Linked DNA regions of Homo sapiens: region 1 is linked to region 2. Evidence: chromatin contacts called from ENCODE Hi-C data. All regions are on one chromosome and are shown on one strand. The core of a region is the stretch at or near the end of the contact, and the rest is flanking DNA. Distances in the headings are between cores, read along the strand shown.

Region 1 (5,408 bases), core at 489-2,988, 420 kb before region 2:
TTCACACCATTCTCCTGCCTCAGCCTCCCGAGTAGCTGGGACCACAGGCCCCCGCCACCACGTCTGGCTAATTTTTTGTATTTTTCGTAGAGACGAGGTTTCACCATGTTAGCCAGGATGGTCTCGATCTCCTGACCTCATGATCTGCCCACCTCAGCCTCCCAAAGTGCTGGGATTACAGGCTTGAGCCACCGTGCCCGGCCGCCACTAGCTAACTCTTGATCTGTAAAGCTAATTAACTGAGTATTTATCAGAGTGGGGAAAGAAAAAGGAATTTGAAGGGAGTGACAATAAAATTAATTTAAATATCGTAAATCCAATTCAGTAAATCCTTTCACTCAAGAGAAGTGAAGGCAGTGTTTCCAGGACACAGACAGGTATGCTTTGTGCACATGTGCTTCCCACTCCAGAAAGCAAGCCTGGCGTCCATGATCTTATGGTGTGTGGAGGGGATATCAACAAACTGGCTGCTCAGGAGCAGGGACCATTCCCAGCCTGGCATGTGTGTAAGTGAGAAAAGCAGGGGGCACCAGAGTCACAGGTTAAAAAAGTGGTTCAGCTTCCTGGAGCACTACTCTTCTGAAACAGAACGTAAATATTTGCATGCATTTTTTCAGACAAAATACACTACTTCAAAGAACTTTCTGGCATGCCATATTCCATCTCTAGCTGGGCCTCCAGTTCCGCAGGGACTGTATACTCTGTTCTGCCAAGGAGGGCTCTGGGGGAAGAGCTGGTGGTGCCCTGGAGTAGGAGAAAGATCACTGGACCAGGAGGCAGCGCGGGGAATGGCTGAGGTCTAGGTTCCATCCCCTCTGCTCCTCTAACCCCTTCTACTGTCACTAAAGGCACTATCTCAGCTCCTGCACTTAGCATGGCTTCCCTAAGTTACCCCAGCAGCCACCCAAGAAGGTGGCTAAGAAAGAAGCACTTCCTTCTTTCACGTAGAGTGATCTTTTGAAACCAAATTGACTCAGGCTAGAAACCTTCCATGAGTCCCTCTGGCTTCTGGAGTAAAGTCCCTGGCACAAGGCCCCTCACAGCCCAACTCCCAATGAAGGCTTTGCTATTCCACCACTCCCCATGCACCCCACATCCCTCAGCTCCCTCCCTGTTCTCCTCGCTTTTCCTGGTGCAGCTCCATCTGCCTTGTTCCCCAGTCCACTCCACCCAGGGAACCTTGGCTCACCCCTTGAGACCTCATTCATAGCCCTCCCGAGTAGGATGTGTTCCATCTCAACAAAGCAAGGTCCCCACGTTAACTGGCAGCCCTGGTTATCAGTGCGTGCTGACTGCAATTGTGTTTATTCCCTTTTCTTTTTCTTTTCCTTTTTTTTTTTTTGAGATGGAGTTTTACTCTTGTTGCCCAGGCTGGAGTGCAATGGCGTGATCTCGGCTCACCGCAATCTCCGCCTCCCGGGTTCAAGCGATTCTCCTGCCTCAGCCTCCCAAATAGTTGGGATTGCAGGCATGCACCACCATGCACGGCTAGTTTTGTATTTTTAGTAGAGATGGGGTTTCTCCATGTTGGTCAGGCTGGTCTCGAACTCCTGACCTCAGGTGATCCACCTGCCTTGGCCTCCCAAAGTGTTGGGATTACAGGCGTGAGCCACCACGCCTGGCCGTTATTCCCTTTTCTAGTTGGCAGAGAAAACCTCAAGAAGCTCTTTTGAAACTAAATCTCAGCAGATTTTTATTTCCAAACAGAATTAAAACAGGAAGTGAGAGTCAAAGTGTGCTCCACTGTGACAAAAGTCACATTAGGAAATCAAAGTGTCCTCATCTCTTAGGAAGCTCAGGTCTCCTTAGGGGCACAGTGAAATTCCCAGGCTTCCATCTGAGAGTCTATGGAAACTCACTTCAAGAGGTTCTCACTGGTGTTTGATTTTACTCCGAGGCAGGGCAAAATGTTTCATGGTTTTGAACGTGAAGAAAGTTCCTGCAGAGGCAAAGTCAGACAGGGTCAACTGCAGGGGCTGCAGAGAGCCAGGCTGGGGGCCAGCTAGAGTTAGAAGAGACTTCAGTGTTTCCTTCAATTAAAAAAAAAAAAAAAAGCCCTTTTGTAGAGGAAGTCCTGTGTCTCCAAGCAAGTTCTAACTTCACTAAAAAAAGCTTAGCTAAGCTCCGCCAACTGATTCGGTCTTTTTCCACAGAGAGGGAGAAGAGGGATGGCTGTTTTCTCTCAACTCCAGAGGAGAGTGAGTGAGGAATGAATTGTTTGTCTTCCACATAGCAAACCAAACTGGAGTCATTTTTACCCGAATGTATCAGTGGAAACCAAACTGGCGTCACTACAAAATTCCCAAGTCTCTTGCTGCTTCTGGGTTTATTCCTTGTTGTCAATGTTGTTTATTTTGTTCTTCCCACAAGTTGCAATGAATAATGTTGAATAAATGAATGAATAATGAATAATAAGAATGAATAATAAGTGAATGAATGAACACAAAACAGAAACTAACAAACTATCCAGGAAGCACAGAGATGTGTCATAGCCAGCAGAGAAAGGCTAAAAGACCTCAAGTTGTTTTCTGCCATTCTTACAAAGATGCTAATTATTATTATTATTATTTTTGAGATGGAGTCTTGACCCGTCACTCAGGCTAGAGTGCAGTGGGGCGATCTCGGCTCACTGCAAGCTCTGCCTCCCGGGTTCACGCCATTCTCCTACCTCGGCCTCCTGAGTAGCTGGGACTACAGGCACCCGCCACCACTCCTGGCTAATTTTTTGTATTTTTAGTAGAGACGGGGTTTCACCGTGTTAGCCAGGATGGTCTCGATCTCCTGACCTCGTGATCCACCTACCTCGGCCTCCCAGAGTGCTAGGATTACAGGCGTGAGCCACCACAACCGGCCGATGCTAATATTTTATCCGAACTCTACTTACAGCTCAAATTTTCGTTTTGTCATTCATCATTTATCTATTCATCTGGTACTTACTGAGTTGTTATATGTGAGGCATTGCATTAAAAGTCACCCAGGCTGGGTGCAGTGGCTCACGCCTGTAATCCCAGTATTTTGTGAGGCCAAGGCAGGAGGATCACGAGATCAGGAGATCGAGACCATCCTGGCTAACACAGTGAAACTCCATCTCTACTGAAAATACAAAAAATTAGCTGGGCGTGGTGGCGGGTGCCTGTAGTCCCAGCTACTCGGGAGGCTGAAGCAGGAGAATGGCGTGAACCCGGGAAGTGGAGCTTGCAGTGAGCCGAGATGGTGCCACTGCACTCCAGCCTGGGTGACAGAGTAATACTCCATCTCAAAAATAAAAAGAAAAAAGTAATCAGATATATAAAAAAACTTGGAATAAACAAAAAAAAATTACTGGTGTCTCCAGTGGAAAACAATGTGTTGCTTAGAGCACACTGTTCTAGATTATTTAATTTCAGCTATTTATTGTCTTTGAGCTATTTTATAACTTTTTTTTTGAGACAGGATCTCGCTCTATCACTCAGGCTACAGCGCTGTGGTGCAAACACAGCTCACAGCAGCCTCCACCTTCCAGGCTCTGGTAGATCGTCTCGCCTCTGCCTCCTGAGTAGCTGGGACTACAGGCGTGTGCCACAATGCCTGGCTAATTTTTACATTTTTCATAGAGATGGGGTCTTGCTGTGTTGCCCAGGCTTGTCTCAAACTCCTGGGCTCAAGCAGTCCCCCACCTTGAGCCCACCAAAGTACTGGGATTACAGGCATAAGCCACCTTGTCCAGCCTATTTTAACTTTTAAGTTGTCAAATACTGATAGCAATGCAAAATAATTCTTGTCTCTAGACGTAAATTCTGTTTGGTGGTGGTTGAATTGACTCCCTCTGCTCATACCCATTAATCTCCCCCACCTCAACCTGCCTTTGGAAAGAGCGAAGTTCACATCTATTTATAAATTTATTTCAACATTTATTTTATTTTATTTTGTTTTTGAGATGGAGTCTCACTCTGTCACCCAGACTGGAGTATAGTGGTGCAATCTCGGCTCACTGCAACCTCTACCTCCTGGGTTCAAGCAATTCTCCTGCCTCAGCCTCCCAAATAGCTGGGATTACAGGCACCCACTACCGTGCCTGGCTAATTTTTATATTTTTAGTAGAGATGGGGTTCCACCATGTTGGCCAGGCTGGTCTCAAACTCCTGACCTCAAGTGATCTGCCCACCTCGGCCTCCCAGTGTTCTGGGATTACAGGCATGAGCCCCACACCCGGCCTCAACATTTCTTTATTCCACATCAGTATGTGGTTCTTTGCTTTCTCCTTTAAATGATCATAACATCTGCCTGGTTCCTGTCTCATAATGAGGTAAATAAAATCTTTAACATGTGTTCATTGTATATCTATGTGAGAGTCATGATTTTACCTTTTCAGAAAACTTCCTTTAACAAAGGTAGCAATCTTTTCAAGTACTGTTCATGTTTCTGAGTCTTAAGAAATGATTGCCGGGTGCGGTGGCTCATGCCTGTAATCCCGGCACTTTGAGAGGTGGAGGCGGGCAGATCACAAGGTCAGGAGTTCGAGACCAGCCTGGCCAACATGGTGAAACTCCCGTCTCTAATAAAAATACAAAAATTAGCTGGGTGTGGTGGCACGTGCCTGTAACCCCAGCTACTGGGGAGGCTGAGGCAGGAGAATCGCTTGAACCTAGGAGGTGGAGGTTGCAGTGAGCCGAGATTGTGCCGCTGCATTCCAGCCTAGGGGACAGAGTGAGACTCCGTCTCAAAAAAAAAAAAAGGGAAATGATTATCTCCTGCCCAAGGTTATGAAGATATTTTAATGCACGTGCTTCTAGGCCTTTTAAAGTTTTGCTTTTAGCCAGGTGAAGTGGCTCATGCCTGTAAGCCCAGCACTCTAAGGGGCTGAGGCAGGAGGATTACTTGAGTCCAGGAGTTCAAGACAAGCCTAAACTTGGCAAAACCCCATCTCTACAAAAAAATACAAAAATTATCTGAGTGTGGTGGTGTGCATCTGTCATCCCAGCTATTATACTTGGGAGGCTCAGGTGGGAGGATCATCTGAGCCTGGGGAGACTGAAGCTGCAGTGAGTTGTGTTTGCACCACTGCACCGTAGCCTGGCCAACAGAAGAGACCCCGTCTCAAAAAATATATAAATAATAAAGTTTTGCTTTTATTATTCAAGTAATGTGGAATAGATGTTTGTTTATGGTATGAAACAGGGATGAAATTTAATTTTTTTCCCCGTAGAGGGCCAGTTTTCCCAGGCACCATTTATTAACCCCTTTCCCCACTTCATTGGTAATTCTGCCTCTGTCATGTGTCAAGATTCCTTTATGCATAAGTCTGTTTCAATGGGCCCCATTCTGTTCCAGAGGTCTACTTTTCCATTTCTATACCAATATCATATTGCTATAATTCCTGTAGCTTTATAAGAAATTCTAATATCTGGGTAAGCCTCCTGCCATGTACT
Region 2 (5,360 bases), core at 746-3,245:
CTTTATTCACAACAGCCAAAGGTGGGAACAACCCACATGCCCATCAACAGACGAATGGATAAACAAAATGTGCTATATACATAAAATGGAATCTTTTTCGGCCTTAATGAAGGAAGGAAATCCTGACACATGCTACATGGATGAACCTTGAGGATATTTTGCTAAGCAAAAGAAGCCAGACACTAATGGACAAATACTATAAAATCCACTTATATGAGATACTTAGAGTAGTCAAATTTAGGGACAGAATCAGATTTGCAAGATAAAAAGTTTCTGGAAACGTATTTCACAATAATGTGAATATGCCTGATACTACTGAACACCTCAAAAAGGGTTAACACGGGGCCGGGCGCGGTGGCTCATGCCTGTAATCTCATCACTGTGGGAGGCCAAGGTGGGCAGATCACCTGAGGTTAGGAGTTGGAGACCAGCCTGGCCAACATGGTGAAACCCGGTCTCTGCTAAAAATACACACAAAAAAATTAGCTGGGCATGGTGGCAGGTGCCTGTAATCCCAGCTACTTGGGAGGCTGATGCGGGAGAATCGCTTGAACCCGGGAGGTGGAGGTTGCAGTGAACCGAGACAGGGCCATTGCACTCCAGCCTGGGCAACAAGAACGAAATTCCGTCTCAAAATAAAATAAAATAAACAATAAAAATAAAGGGTTAACATGGGGGCTGAGCACGGTCAGCGAGAGAATCACTTGAGGCCAGGAGTCTGAGACCAGCCTGGGCAACAGAGAACGCTGTCTCTACAAAGCATAATAATAAAAAAATGAGCCAGGTGTGGTGGCATGCACCCGTGGTCCCAGCTACTTGTGAGGCTGAGATGGGAGGTTGAGACTGCAGTGAGCCGTGTTCGCATCACTGCTCTCCAGCCTGGGCACAGAGACACTCTGTCTCTGAAACAAACAAAAAAAGAGGGGCTAACATGGTAAATTTCATGTTTCTTATCAAGTAAAAAGGCTTGCTGACCCACAATCTATATTAGGTTTCCCTGTTACTAGCAAGGAGTGAAGGATGTGCTATCCCAAAATATGTCCAAAAATTGGTATATTATTTTGAGCTAAAAACACCGGAGAAATTGTAGTTTCAGAAAGGGCTAGATGACCTGTCGTTTCCTACAGGGAATAAGCAGTAAAGATTCCTCTGGGAGTGGCACCCTCTCTGTACCCGGGTCAGAAAATAGCCCTTATCACCAGAGACTGGGAGTTGGGGCTGCAATGGACCTGAATAAATGAACTTCCCAAGTAACACTTACCTTCCACTAATTTTACACCCTCCCCAATATTTCTCCTAGTGACTCTCTTAGAAATGTATCGCCCCAGCCAGATGCCTTTTGTGCTTTCTTCTCAAATGCATCATTCTTTGTCTAAAAAGTATAAAAGCATCTTGCTGTGGCCACTTCTTCAGACCTCACTCTCTTTTGAAGGTCCCCATGAAAAACTAATAAAGTGTGTATGCTTTTCTTTTGTTTATCTGCCTCTTGTCAATTCGGTTTCTGGCTCCAGCGGAAGAGCCCGCAGAAGCGCTGAGGGGACTGGAGACGGTCTCTGGCGCCCCTACACCTGCTCAGTGAGCCTTCAGCCCCTTCTCCCTGACGAAGCTCCCAGAGGCTGGAACTCTGGCGCGGGAGGCACTTGGGAAATCCTCCCGAAAGCAAGGAGGAGCCTTTCCTAGACCGGGAGCGGTCCCACGCGGGGGTACAGGTTGGGGCAGGGGCGACCGAGCCGGGCACAGGAACTCGCAGCAGGGTAGGGTTGGCGGCTACGCCGCCCTCGGTCCGCGGGGAACCACGCGGGCTTCCGGGTCACGCCGCCGCGTTCCGACCGCCCTCGGGGAGAGGGGAGGAGCCTCCAGCGCCGGGCGGGGCGTGGTTAAGGCCGGTGGGCCCCACCGCAGCCAGACGCTGCCCGTTTAAGCGCAGAGGGCCGCGGGTCACGTGGTGGGCGGGGTGGGGGCGTGGCACCAGGAAGCGGCGTCCGCGCCGGGCCCAGAGCCGCAGCCGCAGCCGCCGCTACAGTCCGGGCCGGGCTCCACCGCGCATCCTGCTCCACTCTGGCGACCGCCCCCGGGGCCCCCGCCGCGGGCGCGGCGCCCGCCATGGGCGAGGAGGACTACTATCTGGAGCTGTGCGAGCGGCCGGTGCAGTTCGAGAAGGCGAACCCTGTCAACTGCGTCTTCTTCGATGAGGCCAACAAGCAGGTCCGGCGCGCCCGCGCTTCCTCCCCCGCGCGGCCCTGCCGGGGTCGTGGGCGCGCCAAGGCCGGTCCCGCGCGACCAGGCCCGAGCGTCCCCTCCTGTCCTGTCCCGTCCCGTCCCAGCGCGGGAGGCGGCGCGCGCTCCTTCCTTGTTGGGTGGGCTCAGCCGCGGCCAGGTGTCCTCGCAGGTGACCTCGGGGCTGGACCCCCGAGCCAGCTGCGCGGATGCAGTGGCCCCGTGGCCAGTGTCTCAATTGTTGGCGCGCCCGTCTTATCTAGGCTTCTTTTGTTGTGTTTGTCATTAGTTACACTCGTAGTCAAGGGTTTAGACGTCGAGATTTTCATTTTCCTTGAAATTTTGTAAAGGGGGAAAAGACTGTACTTCAGGCGTATCAGCGGCGCCGATGCGCGAACCGGTGTTAGAACTTGGAGCCTCGGGAACCCGACCCGGTGTCACGGTGGCATCCTTTTCGCTCTCTGCTCTTGGTTTTTAAAATTCACCTGAGCAGCCAAACATCTGTACCTTGATATGTGCCGTGTTACTTTAGTTGAACCCAGGGTGGTGTATAACAGAAATAATCGCTTGCGGGTTGGCTTCTGAGTTTAGATCCTTTCAGAGTTCAGGCTGTTAACCTTGCTGCTTTTCCCTCTCAGGTTTTTGCTGTTCGATCTGGTGGAGCTACTGGCGTGGTAGTTAAAGGCCCAGATGATAGGAATCCCATCTCATTTAGGTAATGGTATAGACACTTTCAGATCATTTTGTCATGTAAACAGAATGATGTTTTTCTAATTCAAATGGTTTTTTATAATTTTGTCATTTGGTCTGCCCTAAGAGGCCTGAAGTCTGTGTGCGCACATGGAATTCCTGTCTGTAGGGAGGGTCTTCGTGGCACTTACTAGCACCTCTTGTCAGAGTGGAATATCTGGAGCAGTTGATTTGGGAGCCAAATACTTCAAAAGTGGGGCAGCCACTTCCTAGCACTGGAAATTAACAAGTCAGCGTGATGATGTGCCCATTTCTGGTTTGTTCACAGAGGAGGGCGTTCATTTCTTTAGCCCAGGTCTTTCCAGAGTGGCAGGTGGAGGAGATTCATTGTTTCTCATGTAATAATACAAGAAAATCATGGCTTCCACTATACTTAAGGTGACTGCATAGTCCCAGTTCGCACTGTTGAACAGGTTTAATGATCAACAGCAGGGCCTTTCACTTTCAGAAGTGTCTCGATTTGGATGATAAGCTATCTGGCCACTGTAACACTGGTGCTTACAGAAGGTGAAAGTATAATGTAGGCCCTCAATTCAGTAGTGACTTAAAAAATTTTACTGTTGGTCTGTGTTAATGAGAAACTGTCCTTTTTTGAGAGGGAGCCTCCCTCTGTTCCCCAGGGTGGAGTGCAGTGGTGCGATCTTGGCTGACTGCAACCTCCGCCTCCCAGGTTCAAGTGATTCTCCTGCTTCAGCTTCCCAAGTAGCTGGGATTAGAGGCGCCCACCACCACGCCCGGCTAATTTTTTTTGTATTTTTAGTAGAGATGGGGTTTCACCGTGTTGGCCAGGCTGGTTTCGAACTCCTGACCTCAAAACGATCCGCCCGCCTCAGACTCCCACAGTGCTAGGATTACAGGCATGAGCCGCTGCACCCGGCCTGAGCAAGGTTTTAAAGTATGGATGGGGTTCGAGCATGGTGTTTTGGGGAACTCTGGGTCTGTGTAACTGAAGGTTACATAGGGTGTCTCCACAGGGAAGGGGAAATGGTGGTGGTGTGGCCACTGGCAGGGGCCAGCTTGAACCTTACATATTCTCCTATGAAATTAGAGCTTTATCTTCTTATTGAAACTTATCAGGTGGGGTGTGGGATGATCATGTCAGTGTTTGGCAAGATCATGCTGTTCACAGCACGGAGGCTGGCTTAGTTGGGAGCCTGTCAGAGTTAGGGATGCTATGGAGAGTAGCAATCAGCGAGCCATGTGTGGTGAAGAGCAGCGCTCTGGTGGTGTAGAGTGGCATTGCATAGGCAATCAAGGGATACTTAGGAAGATGGGTCTCTCGTAAGACCCGGGGGTCGGTTGGGTGTGGAAAACGAGTGAGCCCGTGATAATCTAGATTGGGGGCTCTAAGAAGTTTGTGGGTGGGGGGAAGGTACTGAATTTAACTTAAAAAGAGTTTTTAGACTGGGCGCGGTGGCTCATGCCTGTAATCCCAGCACTTTGGGAGGCCGAGGCGGGTGGATCACTTGAGATCAGGAGTTCGAGACCAGCCTGGCCAGCATGGTGAAACCCTGTCTCTACTAAAAATACAAAAATTAGCCAGGTGTGGTGGCACGTGCCTGTAATCCCAGCTACTCGGAACGCTGAGGCAGGAGAATCACGTGAACCCGAGAGGCAGAGGTTGCAGTGAGCCGAGATCATGCCACTGCACTGTAGCCTGGGCAACAGAGCAAGACTCCGTCTCAAAAAAAAAAAAAAAAAGATTTTTAAAAGCAGCTTTATTGAGGCATAGTTGACACATAATAAACTGTACACACTTAATATTATGCAATATGTGAGTTTTGACATGTATACACCCATGAAACCATCACCACAATCAAGGCAATGAACATGTTCAGACCCCGAAAAGTTTCCTTGGGCCCTTCTGTAATCCATCCCTTGAGTTTTTTTTTTTTAAATGAATTTTTAATTTAAAAAATGTATGTATTGGAATAGAGACGGGGTCTCACTGTGTTGCTGAGGCTGGTCTCGAATTCCTGTGATCCTCCTGCTTCATCCTCTCACAGTGCTGGGATTACAGGTGTAGGCCGCTGTGCCCAGCTGAGTTCACTTTTTAACATCTGTCTGAGGCGGTCATGAGACACTGTAGTGGAGCCATCTGGGTTGCATAATGAATGTGCTGTGAGATGCACAAGTAGATAGTTCTTTCCAGAAGCTTTGCTGTGAGAGAGAAACAGCAGTTACGGAGAAGGCTCCTGAGCGGGTCTATAGTTATTTATGTTGGAACAATTCTCAGGTGATATGTGTGTGTGATCTGAATTCTTCAATCACTTGTTACCCATAATACTGTAAGTTTCCCAGCAAGTTCTTTCCAGTTGGATTTGGTAGTTTGAAAAGAGGTCCTACTGATGGCTTCCGAAACATAATTTTAATTTTAGACTAGAATTTGCTGC

What was found. A loop is a pair of places that touch in the nucleus more often than their neighbours do. Pooled maps may share reads with other maps.
Region 1: a loop to region 2 is called in a pooled map, with 5 times the contacts of the local background. The contact joins the enhancer-like site here to the promoter of RMC1 in region 2. A Hi-C loop is called at or near these places in 1 of 168 maps with a recorded cell type or tissue (naive thymus-derived CD4-positive, alpha-beta T cell), 4 of 37 single-sample maps with no recorded cell type and 12 of 50 pooled maps.

What each region holds. Positions count from the first base shown.
Region 1 is chr18:23,077,058-23,082,465 of GRCh38, forward strand. No RefSeq gene overlaps it. Among named protein-coding and RNA genes, the nearest start is that of CABLES1, 56 kb to the right of the region's middle. Within about 2 kb of position 1,739, at least 3 of the 41 ENCODE cell types and tissues checked have a DNase peak (open chromatin) inside an H3K27ac peak, as active enhancers do.
Region 2 is chr18:23,501,516-23,506,875 of GRCh38, forward strand. It overlaps RMC1 (regulator of MON1-CCZ1), which reads left to right and starts at 1,996. Exons shown (of 20, transcript NM_013326.5): 1 at 1,996-2,205; 2 at 2,856-2,932. The coding sequence starts at 2,104. It also overlaps a transcript of NPC1 not described here. RefSeq lists a silencer at 1,708-2,357 and enhancers at 2,608-2,707, 3,953-4,456.